Regions from separate parts of the Mus musculus genome. Here region 2 is linked to region 1. The links are chromatin contacts, found by Hi-C or POLR2A ChIA-PET in ENCODE. All regions are on one chromosome and are shown on one strand. The core of a region is the stretch at or near the end of the contact, and the rest is flanking DNA. Distances in the headings are between cores, read along the strand shown.

Region 1 (6,263 bases), core at 2,912-5,411:
AATACCTAATAATGGCTGAAGTCAGTCAGCCCTGGGGCCAGGCCTGTCTGTCATCAAAGTTTATGCTCTTCATGATCACACGTTCCGACTGTGTTTCTTTTGCTGGGTCAGTCAGATCCTTCCATTCCCTTTATCCATATTGTTCACCCTTCTGAGAAAAAAAGACTGCTAGTCCATATTGCTCACTGTGTGTGGGTGTATCCTGTAGCATTACCCCCCATCGTTTTGTTTTTTAACAAAGAAATCCTTCCACATTGAGTTTTTTCCTGTGTGTAGAGGGGAGGTGGGTACAGTCTCTGGAATGTAAATACAAGTTTGGATTTACTATTTTAATTTCTTTTTTAAAGCCAGCCTTTACTTTGGGGAGAGTTTTAGGAAGATGAGCTGCAGAGTTGCCATTCGGAGGGCAGTGGTGTCTAGTTGTAATGACGTGCCTTTGATGAGGAAGGAAGGAAGGAAATTCTTACATGGGTGGAGGAAGTGGAGAAAAGAGACCAAAGTGTCCTGATGGTTCCCGTTGGCTGAGAAAGAAGATTGTGTCTTTGGCATGCTGGTTCTTCATTTTCTCCTTCCTGTTTCTAAGCAGTTCCATGGTTGTAAAGCATTATTGAGTAGCCACTGCTTTTTATCCTCATTCAGGTCTACATGTCAGGGTTTCCACTTGTCAGGGTTTCCACTTGCCTTGTGTGCAAAGGCTGAAAGGAACAGATACATGTAGAGGCGATGCTTCAGATACGTTGCCTCAATCCTCCTAATACTCTCTGCTTACAAATCAGGATTGTGCATATTTGAGGGTGTGGCGGTCCAGGCAAAAACAGTTGAAATGCTTCTGAGGTTTTTACCCTAGTTGCTTCCTTTTCTAGTGAGCTGGGCAAATGTTCTCAAACAACTTACAACACCCATGAGGCAGCAATATGAATGAACAAAGGCCTAGCATCTTGTCAGATCTTGAAACTTTTAAACAATACATTAAATGAACAATATACAGAGATGTAAAAGTTGCCTGTTTCTGGAAAATGCAAGCTCTAGGAGACGTGTGCTGGCTGAGGATGTGACTCTCTCCCCTCTTCTCCTCCATGGAAAAGCATGTTTGAAAATCATTTGAAGTCCATGTGCCTGTGTGTTTATGTTTTGTCTTTTCTGATGTGTCGAAAACAAGAATCCCAAACTGGGATCCTTCCAGGCTGGAGGGCAACACAAGCTGGCGACAAGTGTCAGAAGACAGGTAACATCGGGGACTGAATGTGTCACATGCCAGGGAGCCTGATGTCCCCTCTAACTAGAGCAGATGCCACTTAGAGCCTGTTTCTCATTGCCAGGAAGTAGCCCTGGTGGGGAAGTGCCTGTGACAGATTGTCCAGTTTTCCAGTTTTCATGGAAATCTGGATTTCTACGTAACTTAGTAAAAACCTTAACACCATTGCTACATGGGTCAAACTAACCTGCCTTGTTGTTTGGTTTCCTTTAGGTTCATGGGTCATCATTTGGAATGTTCTCCATTCTTACCTTTGAAAGTGTTATGTCAGCCGGGTGTAGTGGCACATGCCTTTAGTCCCAGCACTCGGGAGGCAGAGGCAGGTGAATTTCTGAGTTCGAGGCCAGCCTGGTCTACAGAGTGAGTTCCAGGACAGCCAGGACTATACAGAGAAAATCGTGAGCCTCCTCACGCTAGTATTAATCCCCAGCCCAAACAGCTCAGACATGGAACGTCATCACATCAGCTTCTAAAATTGCTCCCCAAGGAAGAGGGTGAAGGTTTCTGGGCCAAACAGAGGTGAAGGCATAGAGCCCGTGTCATTCCCAGGACTCAGTAGCTCATGGCAGAAAGGAAGGAATGAGAGGTGCGTTATTCTATTCTCCCAGTGGTGGAACTGGAATTCTGATTCATCTGTGGGTTGGCTCACAAGTCTGTGCCCCTTGACCACTTATGCAGATGGTGTAAACAACATAAAGGTAGCTTCCCCAGTCCTTGCCCAGTGTCTGCTCTGAACATGCAGCTGTAGGAGGATTTAGTGCTGCCTACATGCTTGTTACTGTCATCTGCTTAGAGGCAGCACAAGAGGCCTTGTAGCAGAATGGGCACTTTTGTTGTCTGTGTGCTGTCCTGGGGATTGGACCTTGGGCCTGACCATGCTAGACACATGCAGAACCACTGAGCTAGAATCCCATGTTTGTTTTCATTAGAGACAGAGTCTCATTAAGTTGCTCTGGCTGGCCTTGAACTCACTTTGTAGCCTTGACTGGTCTTGAACCTATAAGCCTCCTACATCCTGAACAGCTGGGATAAGTATGAGTCAACCTGTCCTGTTGGCTTAGATCAGTGGTTTTCAACCTGTGGGTCGTGAGCCCTTTCACAGAAGTGTTTTTCAGGTATCTTGCATATCAGATATTTACATTACAATTCATAACAGTAGCAAAATTACAGTTATGAAGTAGCAACAAAAATAATTTTATGGTTGGGGGTCATCACAGCATAAGGAACTGTATTAAAGGGTTGCACAACTGGGAAGGGTGAGAAACACTGGCTTGAGGTATAGCCCTTACCCCAAGGTCTGATCTCACTAGTTCAGGCTGGCCTTGTTCCCCATCCTGTGGTTGTTCCTTCTTCCTTCCCTCCCACTTCCCTCCTGTCTTTGTTTTCCTGTAAGCAGCATCTTAGAGCATAGCTCCTAAACAAGACCACACCCTCCCCACCCGGGGAACAGCCTCTGAACACCCAGCATGTGTCTGACAGCAATCTAGTTTCTGCTACTTGCTTTAGAGAAGAGGAGGAGGAGGAAGAGAAGGAAGGGGAGGGGTGGGGAGGGGAGACAGAGGCTGGGTATGTATCTACATGGCTTAGTTATCTGATAAAAAAACAGATCAATGGAAAGTTTCAGAGATTTAACTAAAAAAATCCTTCAAGAAAACCCCATTGATGCTAACTGGCACGCAGCTTCTAGCAAGGGTGGGAAAGCGTCAGGAAAGGGCCAAGGGCATCACGGATCTACTCTTGTTTTCTTTTACTAATCTGATGATCCCTAATACTCTGCCCTTTTTCAACAACAGGGTAAAAAGGTGTTAATTTTTTATTATTATTTTTTTAATTTCTTTATACTGTACTAATGGATATTTCTTACTCTCTTGTCCTCTGTTGCAGTAGGCAATATATATATGTATTGCCTATGGCTGGTGCTACATTTGAATTACAGAATTTGGAGTGGGCTCTAAACAAACTGGGTGTATGGGCACCAGTAAGAACATTCTGGGTTTTGATGTTAAATGCGATCTATCTGGTGGCCATCAGGGACACAACCTTCAGTGTAAAGCCAAGAGATTGTTCTTCTTGACTCTTAATTCTTTCATGGTCCTTAATTGTTCTACCTTCAAATGTGTTCTTAGAACAAATAGTTCCAGGCCAGTCCCAACAGCCATGGGTCTTCCATAAGGCAGCTGACTTCAGTTGTGCTTGAACTGGGACCAAACCGTGTAAGTCCTAACTGTCCCCCAGAGGTAGCCGGCCAAAGGTGGGCTTTCCCATGTTAAGCTTTGTGGAATGAGTAGCACACAGAAAAAGTACTTGTGTACTCAATTCAGGTCACTACATCCAGCTGGAGTTTGACATGCTGCAGTTTTTTATCAGAAGCATTTAATGCAAAGGATCTCCCAGGGCCCAGCTTCTTGCCTAGCCCCAAGTCCCTTCCAGCAGGATTTGCTTATTTGGAAGCTCCACTCTCACTTTTCCTGATCTTGGCCCTTTTCCTGCCCTGTGATGTGCACAGTTCAACTGTATCTGTCACTTCCTTGAAGCAGCGTTTTTTTCCCCCTGCTTCATACGTGACAGATCCTTCCCACCTCTTTGAGTGTCTGTCCTGTGTGGTGGATCCAGGAGAGCCAGAGTTTCCTGCTAATTCCAGGGTTTGGTTACAGTGGAGTTAAAGTTTGTGCTGTTATTGCTGGAACAGGCACATGTTTGGGCCCAAGAGCATTGTGTTGGAGGAGAGGTTCTTGAGCTTGGCCCAATATCTGGTGTTTCCCAGGCTCGAGTGGTGCTTTTTTTTTTTTTTTTTTTTTTTTAATTCCCCTAGGCCAGGTCTCTTCAGCCTCTCAGAGAGCTGTTCTTTGGCAGGATCTGGGGAGAGCTGGTCTGGAGCACTTGGGAGCAGGTGTCCCGGCCACTTGTGGCATTTGAGATCGAGTATCAGTGACTTCACTCAAAGCATACACAAGTGTAATCAGAAACGCTGGGCCTGTGGATTCCTGTAACTCAAACCCCAGTCACTATGGGACTGATTGCATAGGAAATGACCTTAAGAAGAACACTTATGTAAGAGGATTTAATGTGGTTTTTCATGTCATAGGATTTTAGAGAGGTTCCTTTCTCCCTGTGTAATATGGTCTTCAGTAGAAGCAGTGAGTGGCCTGTTAGCATGGTATGCTCAGACTGCTTGCCCTGCATGCAGGGAATGCCTTTCCCGTGGGCATCAGGGTGCAGGTTCACACTTGCATTTGGCCAGAGAATGATGGATCTGAATGCAACGATGCCTAGGAACTGACCATGCAGTATCTCACCAGCTGTTAGTACATGTTCTACATGTCAAGTGTAGAACAGAAAGCCACCATCTGGTGAGTACCTCTTAGTTTCTGCTCTGACCTTATCAAGGCATGAGGCCAGTGCCAGGGATGAGCAATCAAAGCTGTCATGGACTTTGGAGCTAAGATTTTTGCATTCTAGGAGGGCCATAGTGGTAAGAAACCATCAATTGCAACTGCGGCTGCACCTTCACCAATGGCCTTCCATGGCCTCTTACAGTGCTGAGCCTCAGCTGCTCTGCGTGACCCCTTCATGCCTTCAAAACCAGTACCACCTGGGTGACCCTTACACATTACCAAGTCCCGCTGCAGCAGGAGTACAACCTTGGCTATCTCTGGAACACAGCCTCTTTGTGCTTTCAGAAAACACTTCCCAGAAGATGTCACCTCAACGATGCTGGTCTATTCTTAATCAGTGCTAATTTCTTAGCTCCAGCTAACCAGCATCAATTTGATGGGCACTTGCCACTGGTAATATTCTTTCATTAATGTCTGACATTAACACTTGGCAGTTTTGTTAGAATTATCAAAACAAAACAAAACAAACAAACAAACAAAACCAAAATAAAAAAAAAAACAAAACCCAACAATGCCCATGTACATATGTGTGCATGTTTAATGCCTATGTGCACATGTGTACATGTTTAATGCCTATGTACACGTGTGTGCATGTTTGAGACTGAGCATGTGTGTGCAGCAGATTGATGGCTTGGAGTGAAAATTTTCTCCGAGAACCCCGGGCGTGTTGAGTTGTTTATAACTGCCTTGTTTCCTTTTTCCTATGTTGATAAAACTTCCTTTCCTGTGTTTGAGCAGAAGGTGTCAAATGTTTCCTGCTGTTTATATAATTGAACTGAAGTTCCTAATAATTTTATATAAGAGAGAGTGGATTTTGTCTTTTCAAACTTATAACAGGACATAAATTGTATTTTTTTTAATTTTGCATTTTTTCGCACCACATGCCCAGCAAACACCCAGGTCCACTCTGTGGACATTTGCCTGGAACTCACTGTGTCAGACTCCTAAGTTCTGTCTGTAGGAGTACTTCCTGTGCTCGGTGAACTGCCTCACGTGACTGTTGCTGGGAAACCCTACTCGACTGTTGATAGGCAGTGAGAATAGGTTAGCGATGCATGAAGATCTCTGGGCAGCATTTAAGAAGGTGTTGACTTCTTTTTAAAGCTCAATTTCTCTGCCACAAAAAAATGGTTTAACTCTAGCACATCTCTGGTGGGTTCCTTGGTTCAAAGATTAGGTTCACATCGCTAAAGCTGATACTGCCCACTCCCTTCTTATCCCGTAAGCGTCCTGTCTGTTGCCTGGGACTACCTTAGCCATCTCTGGGAGCACATGGAAGATGATGGATAGGGAAGGCAGCTTCCCTGGATGGAGCTGGGCTGGTGGTTTAATTGTTGGTGATTTGAGTACTAACACTGCTTATAAAAACAAGTAAGTTGAACTAAAGGATTATCCCTAGTAAAACCACATTTTATGGGTCTTCTTTGACTAACCCTTAAACAGTGTTAGCACCAGGTCTTTGATGTGGAGTGGGTACCCTAAGGCATATTTATGTTTTCCTTAGCTTTGTGGTCTCTTTCTTCCAGATGTGGTCAGAATGGATCTCTGGGGGGGTAGTCTTGAATGACTTCCAGACCAGTGAGATGCAGTGTTAGGTCTGAGGCCTTTGAAAT
Region 2 (5,938 bases), core at 40-2,539, 39 kb before region 1:
GTTTTGAGTAAAACATGTCCTTACTGCCCAGGACAGAGAGCTAGGACAGCTTAGCTGTTAAGCTTACGACTCGGTGGGAGGGAAACATGAGAAGAGCACGGAGCTTTTTGTTTTGTGCCAAAGCCTCTATTTCGGGAATAAACTCTGCAGGTCAGAAATGTTGATGTGAACATTAAATCCATTTCTTACCATTTTCTTGTTCTATATTTTACTTCCAGAATAGTTAATGCAACTCCGACTGGGATAAACAGTAGCATATATTTCAAGCTTTAGGCTAGTCCTAATTTTTTTAAAAAAAAATTGGTAAATAATAACATTTCAATATGCTCACCCATGTCTTGCTTCTTTGTCTTCATATAGAAGACAGAGTTTTTGCACACTTTCACAGTAACAAGTGTTGAAAAATAAACAGTACTGGAGAGGTCCTTTCTTTTTTTTTTTTGGTGGAACATATCATTCAGTGGTAGAGCCTAGCCAACACAGGACTGCCAGTTTGAGAGCCAAAAATAAAACAAACACGCTTCAGCTGGACCTGACTGTACACACTTGGAATTCCAGAAGTTGGGAGGCTGAGACAGGAGGATCAGACCAGTTTGAGGTTACCCAGTAAGACTGTATGCAGTTCCGGTTACCCAGTAAGACTGTATGCAGTTCACAGAAACAGACAAAATTAAAGAGAACTCTTATTTTTAATTTTCTCACATTTTGTTGCTAATCATACTATTAGTGTCCTTTCAAATGTTTTGGGTGTCAAATTAAAAATAAAAGAAGAATAATTTTGGAGCCCTTGTCCAGCATGTGCTAGGCCCTGGGTGCCATCTCTAGTACTGCTAAAGAGAAAAACCAAGCAAATCCAGAAACCAGGACATCTTTGACAACTACAGTGCTTTTAGCTTCTTCAGTTCTTTATCCTCTAAACGTCCCTGTCCCTTCCTTCTTTGTGCATGGTTCTGGGAATCGAACCCAGGACTTTGTGTGTGGCAGGCTTTCCTTCCACCACTTAGCCGCTGCAACCTCAGCATCTCTCAGTTTTGTTTCTATTGCCCCGAGTTAACATTTGGAAGTACCAACCTTTACATTGTTTATCTCAGGACTAATTTCTTGGGTTTTTTTTTTTTTCAATTTATACAGCTCCCTGCTAGAGATTTCTTTCTTGATGAGGTTCAGTCATTTGTAGAGCTCAGAAGTGGATGAGAACCAAGAGAGAGAAATGTCAGACAGTGGGAGGGATGTGTTAGGGTGTAAAGAAAGCAAAACCGAGGTGTTGGCACTTAGATGGGATTGGATGCCAGCCCTGTCAGTCACCAGCAGTGGATGCTTAGCAACGTCTGCAGACGATGAGCAAATGGTTTGAGGTCTTGAACAGGAATCTCATCTTTGAAGGGGCTAATGCCGGCCTACAGGTTTACTGCGGAATCTGGTCTGTAGGACCAGGGCACTGTGCACCTTGAGGTCTCCTGAGGCAAAAGTACATGAGAATGTCGTCACACTTCTGTTGCCTTCCATTACTGTTTAAGAGGACGTGGAGATAGAGATGGAGACTGCTTAGCTCCACTGAGATGACCTTCGTCTTTTACAAAACATTTATATTTACTTATGTATACATAGGTGTGTGTTGGTGTGTATACAAGTAAGGGCTGGTGCACTTGAGGCCAGAGGTGACTGATACCCTCGGGCTAGAGTGATAGGCAGCTGTGAGCTGCTTGATATGGTTGCAGGGAAATGCGACCATGTCCTTTGCAAGAACAGCACCCGATCCTAACCCCTGAACAATCTCCCCAGCCCTTGAGAACCTCCTCTTGTTATTCAGTTGAATTCTGTTGGCTGGACCTGTTCGTTTCCACACACCCCTCCCAAACTCTCTCATCTGATTGCTTTTTCTGCGTGAAGCATTATGTTAAAAAGTAGATTACAGTAAAGATTTCTCTATCCAGAATTCTTGGAAATGAGTTAGCTTGGCAAGACCCCCCCCCCCCAGAGAGCAGACACTTTACATTTCATTTTTTCTCACTAAAGACTATTTTTCATCTTTAAAATATATTAGATGTTGAGAAAAATAGGGCCTAAAGTGCATTGAACAAACATCTGAACCCAGTTTTATCGATGAGTATTTGGATGTGTTTACTTTACATACTTACACACACACACACACACACACACACACACAGTATTTATTGTGTGTGTATATAATTTTCACAAGAATATTATATTTTCATTTTTACAAGGTTATAAGCTGAGAGACTGCAGTGGTTTGAGTGAGAGTTGCATCCATAGGCTCATGTGTTTGAACATTTGGTTCTTGGTGGTGGAACAGTTCTAGAAGGATTAGGAGGTGTAGCCTTGTTGGAGGAGGTGTGTCGCTGGGAGAGGGCTTTGACATTTCAAAAGACTCACACCATTTTCAGTGAGCTCTCTCTTCCTTCAGCCTGAGGCTTGAGATAATGACCTCTCAGCTATTCCAGCCATGATGCCATTGCTCCGCATCATGGACTCAAACGCTCTAGAACCGTGAGTCCAATTAAACACTCTTTTATAAGTTGCCCTTGTCATGTTGTTTCATCACAACAACAGAAAAGTAACTGAGAACAGAGAACTTGCTGTCTGGTCACTGCTCAATACTTAAGACAGTGCCCAGTGAGTGTCAGGCTCGAAGTAAACTCTTTATAGTGTTTATAGTTCTGCCGCCTTTTCCTTTCTTTCCTGAGATGTAATCCCAACTCAGACAGCTGTTGCACAGCAACATGCTAGGTTCCAACAGTGACACTAATGACCCCTAATAAGAACTACCCTCAAGGAATGCATTTCAGTGCCATGATCCAAGATAGGAAAGGTGAGATCAGAGGTAGCTATTACGGACTGCTGTGGGGCTCACCTTGTAATTCAGCACCTGGATGTGAAGACAGGAAGATGGGGAATTCAAGGTCATGCCCAATACATAGTGAGTTTGAGGCTGGCCTGGGCTACACGAGGCCCTGCCTTGAGAAAGAGGAGGAAATAAAAAGGAACTGTATAGAAACTAGAACATTCTTTGTGTATCTGCAGAAACATAGGATATCTGGCTGGCTGGTTGTCTGAAGTCACCATTGGGATGAGATTTGAGAAAAAGAGATGGGGCAGGTTCCAGGGCAGACAGGACAGCTGATCCAAAGCTAAGCAGTTGGAAGAGGATTTGTAGAGATCAAAACTTTGTGGATGAGAGCTGCCTGCACTGTTTGCCCAGAGGAGGATCAAGAGAAGATACTGGCCAGAGAACAGAGGTATTGGGCCGTTCTTACACATGGCAGGTAGCACTAGGTCCTAACTAATGGCTAATTAACACATTAACTGAAAACTGATATTCAGGAGACTGACTGTCATATTGTGATATGATAAGAAGTATGTGGGTTCTTTCCATAGTTTCTAGCATGTGGCTGCCCGAAAGACAGAATCTGCAGTGAGAGGAGTGGCTGGTGGCTGGGGTTCCTAGGTCATGGAGGATGCGAGCTGGTTTCCAGAGTAGGCAAAGTAAAACTAGAGGGTGTCTTACTTTTCTGTTGTGATGAAACACCACACACAAGGCAGTGTATAGAAGGAAGGGTTTCTCAGAGCTTACTATTCCAGAGAGATGAGAGTTCATTGCCATCATGGCTGGGAAATGAGGCAGGCAGCAGGCAGGCCTGGCAGCTGGGAGCAGCTAAGGGCTCACATCTTAAATCTCAGGTGGGAATTAGAGTATCAACTAGGAGTAGTGCATGTCTTTGAAACCTCAGGGCATAACACTAGTGACATCCTTCCTCTAGCAAGGCCACATCTCCTAAACCTACCCATACAGTGCCACCAACTGGGGACCAGGTGTTCAAACAGCTGAGCCAATGGACATTCAAACAAACCCAGAGGGGCCAAAGCTAGAGTGCCAAATGCTTTAACCAGCCATGCCTATATATGGAAGCTTCCACAAGCCCCCAGGCAAGTGGTTATCAGCCTTCCTAACGCCTCCACCCTTTAATGCGGTTCTTCACGTTATGGTGATTCCCCCAACTGTAAAAAAAATTTATTGCTACTTCATATCTGCAGTTTTACTGCTGTTATGAATTGTGGTGCAAACATCTGTGTTTTCGAGTGTTCTTAGGCAACTCTTGGGAAAGGGTTGTTTAAACCCAAAGGGTTCACTTTCCTCAGATTGAGAACCACTGCCCTAGGCTGTGCTCAGTCACCTGGAAGCTCTTCACCCCGTGCTTCTAGTAAGTCACACAGCCGGAAGAAGAAATCTGTACTTTAATCCGGATAGTTTGTAAATAGACTTTTTTGTTTTTTGGTGGTGGTGGTGGTGGTGGTGGTGGTGGTGGTGGTGGTGGTGGTACAGAGTTTCCTTATGAAGCCCCTCACCACCTGGCCCTTTCCCCTCACCTACACACACTTTCTCTTCCATACCACTCCATGTGTGTCTTCTGGCAGCAGATGCGTGGCAGGCAGTTCTCCAGCATTGCACAGCTACGAAGATGCTGCAGCTACCATAGCTTAAGGACTCAGCCCCACAAGACTGGCTCCCATTTCAGGTTCCTTTGCCCGTGTTTCTAACTGACTAGTTCTGCACCAGGCCTTGCTAGCCCCCCGACCCCTCTCAGGTGTCACTCATTTGCACATTAACGCAGGGAAACACTTAGGTTTGCTGGTTTATCATAAAGGACATCATAGAAGAAACAGATGCTTCTCTTAATGGAAGTGCGTGAGCGCAAAGGCGCCATGGCTGTGACAAACCGCATCTTGTGGTCAGGTCTTTGGGATCGGTGAAGAAGGAATTGGAGGATTGTGGCCGTGGGATTGACAAACCCACGAGTTTTATGAGCAGAGCTTACTCAAGACCTTCTGAAGGGAAGCAAGGACTCGTATCTGGAGCTGCCTGCTAGAGGCCGTTGATGTTCGATTTGACAAAGAATCTGTCCTGAAAGCTTGAGTGAAATTGAAGCAAAAAATGATGGACTGTTTGGCAGAGGGGATTTCAAGAGAAAATGATAGATTGCATTGTGGTTATTGCACACTGCATTTACTGAGATTTAAAGTGTGCAAGAGAGCAGAAGACAGAATAGAAACAGGAAACATGTAGTCTGGGAGGGAGAGGGATGTGAACCTAGCTAAAGTTGAAGAGAGGATGTGGTGCAGACAACATGGCTGTAATTGTTAAAGAAATTAGTGTCATTAAGGAGGAACCTGGGTTTTGCACTGTGACCATAGGAAAGGTCACTTGAGAGTAAAACCTCTCTTATCAGAGTTTCAGGGTGCTGCAGTACAAATTGAGCTGGAAAGCTACTGCCTTAAAAGACAGAGCCGTCAGAGGATCCTGCTGGAAAATGGCTGTCCTGAGGGCCACACATTTGAGGAATTATCTTAAGTCTCAGAACAGACTTTGGACTTTGAACCTTGTGGAAACTGATAAAACTATAGGGATGGGCTGGAGAGTTGGCTCAGCAGTTAAAAGCAGTAGCTGTTCTTGCAGGGAACCTAGATTTGAACCTTGGCACCCATGTGGCAGCTCAGAACACTTTGTAATTCCAGTTCCAGGGGGTCTGACACCTTCTTCTGGCCTTCTTGGGTACCAGGCATACACATGGGGGGGACAGACAAACCTGCAAGCAAAACACTTGTACATGTTCAATTGATTTCATTAATTAAAAGAAGATGATAGGGACCTTTGAAGTTGGACTTAAATGCTTGTTTAAAGCATTATGCCATGGCTCTGAGTCTGTGGGGGCCAGGAGCAGAATATTATGATGCAGATATAGCCACAGGTTCTCGTGGTTGAACATTTGGTCCCCAGCTGATGGGCGGTGCTGTTGTAGAAGTGGAGTCCAGGCTTGGGGCATGGGGAGGGGCTGAGCTTTGTAGCCCAGCTCTGCTCTTTGTCTTATCTCTGCTTTCTGGTCCATATGGAAGTGAGTAAGTAGCCTGTAACCGCTAGCAC

What was found. Hi-C counts contacts between places; a loop is a spot of excess contacts on that map. ChIA-PET counts read pairs that join two places held with the same protein, here RNA polymerase II (POLR2A).
Region 2: a map of gastrocnemius shows a loop between it and region 1 (3-fold over the local background). The contact joins two enhancer-like sites. A Hi-C loop is called at or near these places in 2 of 37 maps with a recorded cell type or tissue (gastrocnemius and heart). POLR2A ChIA-PET finds 5 or more read pairs at or near these places in 1 of 5 experiments (embryonic stem cell).

The regions. Positions count from the first base shown.
Region 1 is chr19:32,324,674-32,330,936 of GRCm38, reverse strand. The region is part of intron 2 of Sgms1 (sphingomyelin synthase 1); the gene reads left to right. Among named protein-coding and RNA genes, the nearest start is that of Sgms1, 61 kb to the left of the region's middle. Within about 2 kb of position 4,161, at least 1 of the 3 ENCODE cell types and tissues checked has a DNase peak (open chromatin) inside an H3K27ac peak, as active enhancers do.
Region 2 is chr19:32,360,672-32,366,609 of GRCm38, reverse strand. The region is part of intron 1 of Sgms1 (sphingomyelin synthase 1); the gene reads left to right. Among named protein-coding and RNA genes, the nearest start is that of Sgms1, 25 kb to the left of the region's middle. Within about 2 kb of position 1,289, at least 1 of the 3 ENCODE cell types and tissues checked has a DNase peak (open chromatin) inside an H3K27ac peak, as active enhancers do.